2 separate regions of the Homo sapiens genome follow, and region 1 is linked to region 2. A link is a loop called in an ENCODE intact Hi-C map of the cell type or tissue named here. Cell type or tissue: CD4-positive, alpha-beta T cell. All regions are shown on one strand. Links, peaks and the distances in the headings refer to the core of each region. The heading gives the core; the rest is flanking DNA. Region 1 overlaps ACVR1 (activin A receptor type 1). Region 2 overlaps GALNT5 (polypeptide N-acetylgalactosaminyltransferase 5).

Region 1 (2,911 bases), core at 169-2,668, 450 kb after region 2:
AGGAAACATGACACAGTAAAGGAACACAATAAGTCTCCAGCAACAGATTCCAATGAAGAAAAAATAGGTAAAATGCCCGAAAACAAATTCAAAATAATATTAAAGAAGCTCAGTGAGATATAAGAGAACACAAGTTAAAAATACACAAATAAATTGGAAAAACAATTCACGATCTGTGGCAAATTAAAGAAATGGGTATCATTAAAAAAAAAAATCAAACAGAGGTTGGGGAAAAGATGGCAGATAGGAGGCCTGACTAAATTGCAGCTCCCACTTAGATGGACAGAGCAACGTGTGGAGACTCGCACCATAAACCTTTGCTCCAATAACTACTCCAGGAATATACCAGGAAAGCTGAAAGAATCAACGGACCCTTTGAAGGAAGTGGACTGCTCCTGCAGGACCTGGGAGACAGTCCAAATACTCTGAGTGCCCAAACTGTGAAAGTGGGAAAGGAGGACTGACTGTCCACCCCCAAACACACACCCTCACTGGGGAACCTGAAGGTCCAGATTATGGAAGAAGGATTTGACCTTACCTGGAGCTGAGACAATTTAGAGAGCTGAATGAAATACAGGGGCACAGGAAGCAGCAGGAAATGCCCTATGGGCTCTCTTGGTCCCTGGGGAAGCCATTTCTGACTTGTCTTACAGCGGTCCTTGGGAAGGGCTGCCGGAGGAACTGGGAAAAGACCACGGGGAGATGGAAACCTCCAGCTGAACTGTGTAAAAATTCTAACCGAATGCAAAGTTTCCTTGCCCGAACTCAGGGGAGGGCAGGAATCCGGTGTCCAGACTCGACAGGTGGGAAGGCGTGCAAGCCCTGCTTGCTTTCTCAGCTGGGAAGCTGGTAGCCTGGAGCAATTCTCAGCCCTGCTGGCCCACTGCCTGGAAACAAACTTGGTGCTGTTGAGGGGGTGGGGAGCACAGTGGGAGTGAGACAGGCCTTTTGGGTTGTGTGGGAACTGGGTAAGGCCTATAACTGCTGGCTTTCCCCTACTTCCCTGACAACATGCATGACACAGCAGAGGCAGCCATAATGCTGGGAACATAACTCCACTGACATGGAAACCACAACCCCATTCCCCACAGCAGCCACAGCAAGCCCCACCCAAGGAGAGTCTGAGCTCTGTCACGCCTAACCCTGCCCCTACCTGATGGTCTTTCTCTACTCATCCTGGTAGCTGAAGATAAAGGTCATATTCTCTTGGGAGTTCTATGGCCCTGCCCACCACCTGATCCTCCCCTATACTACCACAGCTAATGCTCTCTTGAAAGCGCCACCTCCTGGCAGGAAGCCAACCTGCACAAAACTAGCACATCAAACGACTACAACTAAAGACCCTCACAGAGTCCATTTCATTCCCCTGCCATATCCACCAGAGCAGGTGCCGGTATCCATGGCTGAGAGACCTGAAGACAGTTCACATCACAGGACTCTGTGCAGACACCCCCCAATACCACCTGGATACTGGTAGCCCTGTGTGGGTGGCTAGATCCAGAAGAGAAATAATAATCACTACAGTTTGGCTCTCAGAAAGCCACATCCCTAGGAAAAGGGGAAGAGTACTACTACATAAAGAGAGCACCCTGTGGGACAAAAGAATCTGAACAGCAGCCTTGAGCCCCAGACCTTCCCTCTGACATAGCCTATCCAAATGAGAAGGAATCAGAAAAACAATTCTAGTAATATGACAAAACAAGGTTCTTTAACAACCTCCAAAAATCACACTAGCTCACCCGCACTGGATCCAAACCAAGAAGAAGAAATTCCTGAATTGCCAGAAAAAGAATTCAGAAGGTCGTTTATTAAGCTAATCAAGGAGGCACCAGAGAAAGGTGAAGTCCAAATTAAGGAAATCCAAAAAATGATTCAAGACCTATCAGATTAACAGCAGATTTCTCAGCAGAGACCCCACAAGCTAGAAGGGATTGGGGCCCTATCTTCAGCCTCCTTAAACAAAACAATTATGAGCCAAGAATTTTGTATCCCTTGAAACGAAGATTGATAAATGAAGGAAAGATTCGGTCTTTTTCAGATAAACAAATGCTAACAGAATTCGCCACTACCAAGCCAGTACTAACAAGAACTGCTAAAAGGAGCTCTAAATCTTGAAACAAATCCTGGAAACATATCAAAACGGAACCTCTTTAAAGCATGAATCTCACAGGACCTATAAAACAAAAAAATACCATAAATACATTTTGAAAAAACCAAGGTATTCAGGCAACAGATAGCATGATGAATAGGAATAGCATCTCATATCTCAATACTAACCTTGAATGTAAATGGCCTAAATGCTCCACTGAAAAGATACAGAATTGCAAAATAGATAAGAATTCACCAAGCAACTATCTGCTGCCTTCAAGAGACTCACCTAACACATAAGGACTCAAATAAACTTAAGGTAAATGGGGTTGAAAAGATATTCCATGCAAATGGACACCAATAGCAAGCAGAGGTAGCTATTCTTGTATCAGACAAAACAAACTTTAAAGCAACATCATTTAAAAAAGACAAGAGGAACACTAAATAAAGATAAAAGGCCTTGACAGCCGGGTGTGGTGGTTCACGCCTGTAATCCCAACACTTTGGGAGGCCGAGGCGGGCAGATCACAAGGTCAGGAGTTTGAGACCAGCCTGGCCAAAATGGTGAAACCCTGTTTCTCCTAAAAATACAAAAATTAGCTGGGTGTGGTGGTGGGTGCCTATAATCCCAGCTACTCAGGAGGCTGAGGCAGGAGAATCGCTTGAATCTGGGAGGTGGAGGTTGCAGTGAGTAAAGATTGCACCACTGCACTCCAGCCTGGGCGACAGAGCGAGAATCCATCTCAAAAAAAAGAAGCCTTGTCCAGCAGGAAACTATCACAATCCTAAATATATATGCACCTAACACTGGAGCTAGTAAATT
Region 2 (2,885 bases), core at 1-2,500:
GTGAGTGTTCTCCATCCAAGCACTGGAAAGAAGACGAATGTTGTCAGGGTGTGAAGGAGGGAAGAATGGCACCAGATGAAGGTGAAGAGGAAGGAAGGAGCCAGATCACACAGGTCCTTGTAAGCAAAGTAAGGATTTTATTTCTTTCCTTCCTTCTTTCCTGCCTTGCTTCCTTCTTTCTTCTGAAAGCAGTGGGAAGTTATTGAGCAGAGTTAAGCAAGGGGGTGATAAGATTTAATTGGGGTTTGTAAAGATTTCAAAGAGGAACTTAAAATAACAGAAAATATCAGAGAATAGCAGATAACATTCCAGGGCATGAAGGATGGTATCCAAAGGGAAGAAGCTAAGCCAGATAAGGTAGCCAGAGTACAAGGCTGAGAAAACATCAAGAAAGAGGAGAAGCTGGGGAAAAGCCATTTCAAACCCCTTCTAGGAGTGAAGCTGCATTTGAAGAGGATGGTAAGACACGTGGGTTTAGATATGATTAGTCAAGCCTTCAGCTGGGGTTCTTAGACAGTCATGCTTATTTCTAATCTTTTATTTCTAATTTAATTTGACTTATAACTAACCCCAGTGTTTTTGTTTTATTTCAGCTTCCTTTTTCTTCATCCAAGAAATTCTTTAAAAATGTGACCATTAGTTATCCCGCCCTTTTAGGCCAAATTTTTTCAGTTCTTCTTGAGAGTGGATTATACCATGCTTTCTGTCTGGAAAATCTCCTGATAGCAAAAACTTACTATAATATTCCCCCTTGAAAGTATTCGGGAAATCCAGGAAAGCTATGAAAGACAAGAAACTAGTCTTAAAAAAATGGTTCTGTTTTTTACAAAATTCAACTGATAAATAAGTTTATGTGACCTGTTTTTAGATAACGCACTGTATTATAAAATTGCCATTTTTATGGGTCCAAATAGAATGGCAGCTACTTTAAGTGGCTCAACCTGGTAACTTATCAGACATTTTGGATTTATATACACTGTTCAAATAACAACATGTCAAATATAACTGTAAAATAAATTTACAATTTTTAATTTCAACCGCTGAGCAGAAAAAAAAAAAAGAAAGGAATTTCCACTATTCTAATATTTCCCATTCCAGCAACGCAGAATCTCAGTCAGAGTAATAATAAGCTTTAACCACCAGAGGGCACTAGAAAACTACCTTTGGGCTCCGCTGTTGCGCTAACCTGAGTGAGTTCCTATGAAATTTCTGGAGAGCTCTCCTAATGAAACAGCCTTCTGCTGATGCCTCCGCTATACTATATCAAAATGCACCAAGTATTTTAAAAAGTGATTTTAACAAATTCCTTCTATTTTCCTTTGTTGTCTTCCTTAAACAAATTTCAGTGAAGATGTAGTTTGCTCCCTTCTGAAGCAAACCAGCAGGGAGCGTTATTAACATTTTTAAAAAATTAGGACCTTTCTCCAGGTAATTTACAACAAATTAAGTAGATCATTATTTTAGATAGACAATCGTGGAAAGTTCCAAGAAAATAAACTCCACAACTTCTTTTTGTTACTTGCTTCGTTTCCCTTCTTTCAACCTCCACTACGGAATTTAGATCCAGTGAAAGTTTTGTGTTTTGTAATAAGAACAAACATTTTCTTATCGAACCAACAATATTTGAAGCTAATAATCTCACCAATAATGTATTTTTCACTGGATTAAACTGCTGGCAAACAGTCTATAGCTCCGTTTCCCTTTTTTCAACCTCCACAAGCAGAAATTTAAATCCAGTGAAAGTTTTGGTTTTTTGTAATAAGAAGAAATATTTTCTTATTGAAACGACAACATTTGAAGCTAATGAAAGAATCTCACCAATAATGTATTTTTACACTGGATTAAACCGCTGGCAAATAGCCTAATGTTTAACAATTCTGTCATAAATTGTGCGGAATGTCTACTTCCTAAATTGGAAAATGAAATAATACAACATGGATAATTTAAAATTCATACACTGCCTATTTTTTTTAAAGATTAAAATGGTTTACAGTAAAAACATGGATCAATTATTTTTAAATAAAAAGGAAAATTCTGAAAACAACTAATAATGAAATGAAGAATAACAATTCCAAAACACTTCAGAGATGATGTCTATATGAAGAAAAGTATTAGGTTGGTGTAAAAGTACCTTCCATGGCAAAAACCTCAATTAAATAGTTTCCTCAGTAATTTCTAAGAAAAAGGAAAAAAAAATCTTCAGGTCAAATGAGGGAGGGACATGTAAGGGACAGAAAAGTTTTATCTTTCCTTCCAATGCTTTTCGGTTCTTGGAAGGATTATACAAAATAGACACAAATAGTTAAACAGGGGGTTCCCAAACACTGTCCTGACCAATGTTACTTGTGCTGTCTCAGGGTTCCATGGTCAAGCACATTTGAGAAACATTTGTACAACATTCTGACAGCAAGCTGAACATTAACACCCTGAAGATTTTGAGAAGTTCTGGAGTAGAACCACCTGTTCGGCTCTGTGGAAACCAGAATTTTCCAAATTTGTTTGAAGATAGAATATTTCTGCATGATCCACAAATACAGGAGCTTACATAATATTTATCTCTGCTTCAGTACAGAGAGCAATTGCAGCATGCTTTCCTTCCTTTAAGCCCCGAGATTATTCTACCTTCATGTCTTTCTATTCACCTTCCTCTCTGAAGTTCAGGGGTGGGACTGTGGGGGCATTGAATCCTTCTGTGCCTTGTGATGCCCACATTTACTAACAGTGAGCTGTCTCCTCCCATATTTGTCATTTTAAATTGCTAATAGAGCTTTCTCTGAGGATTTTTGATAGAGATTCCATCCTTCCATAGTTGCTTTGTTTCTGCCTGTGCCAGGCACCTCAGAAGTAATTAACAACCTGGTACTATTTTTAATGTTTGTTTCTAT

Evidence for each region. A loop is a pair of places that touch in the nucleus more often than their neighbours do. Peaks named below come from ENCODE experiments on the same cell type or tissue, not always from the same donor. Only the 100,000 strongest peaks of a DNase experiment are listed, where the experiment ranks them.
Region 1: a loop joins it to region 2, with 10 times the contacts of the local background. A loop is called at or near these places in 13 of 110 quality-filtered maps.

Annotation. Positions count from the first base shown.
Region 1 is chr2:157,750,695-157,753,605 of GRCh38, forward strand. The region is part of intron 9 of ACVR1 (activin A receptor type 1); the gene reads right to left. Among named protein-coding and RNA genes, the nearest start is that of ACVR1C, 120 kb to the left of the region's middle. RefSeq lists an enhancer at 867-1,366. In CD4-positive, alpha-beta T cell, for the core only: no CTCF peak of the experiment used is centred there; a DNase peak (open chromatin) is centred at 1,277.
Region 2 is chr2:157,301,535-157,304,419 of GRCh38, forward strand. The region is part of intron 7 of GALNT5 (polypeptide N-acetylgalactosaminyltransferase 5); the gene reads left to right. Among named protein-coding and RNA genes, the nearest start is that of ERMN, 23 kb to the right of the region's middle. RefSeq lists a silencer at 1,076-1,155. In CD4-positive, alpha-beta T cell, for the core only: CTCF peaks have their summits at 1,141 (motif pointing right) and 1,349; a DNase peak (open chromatin) is centred at 1,167.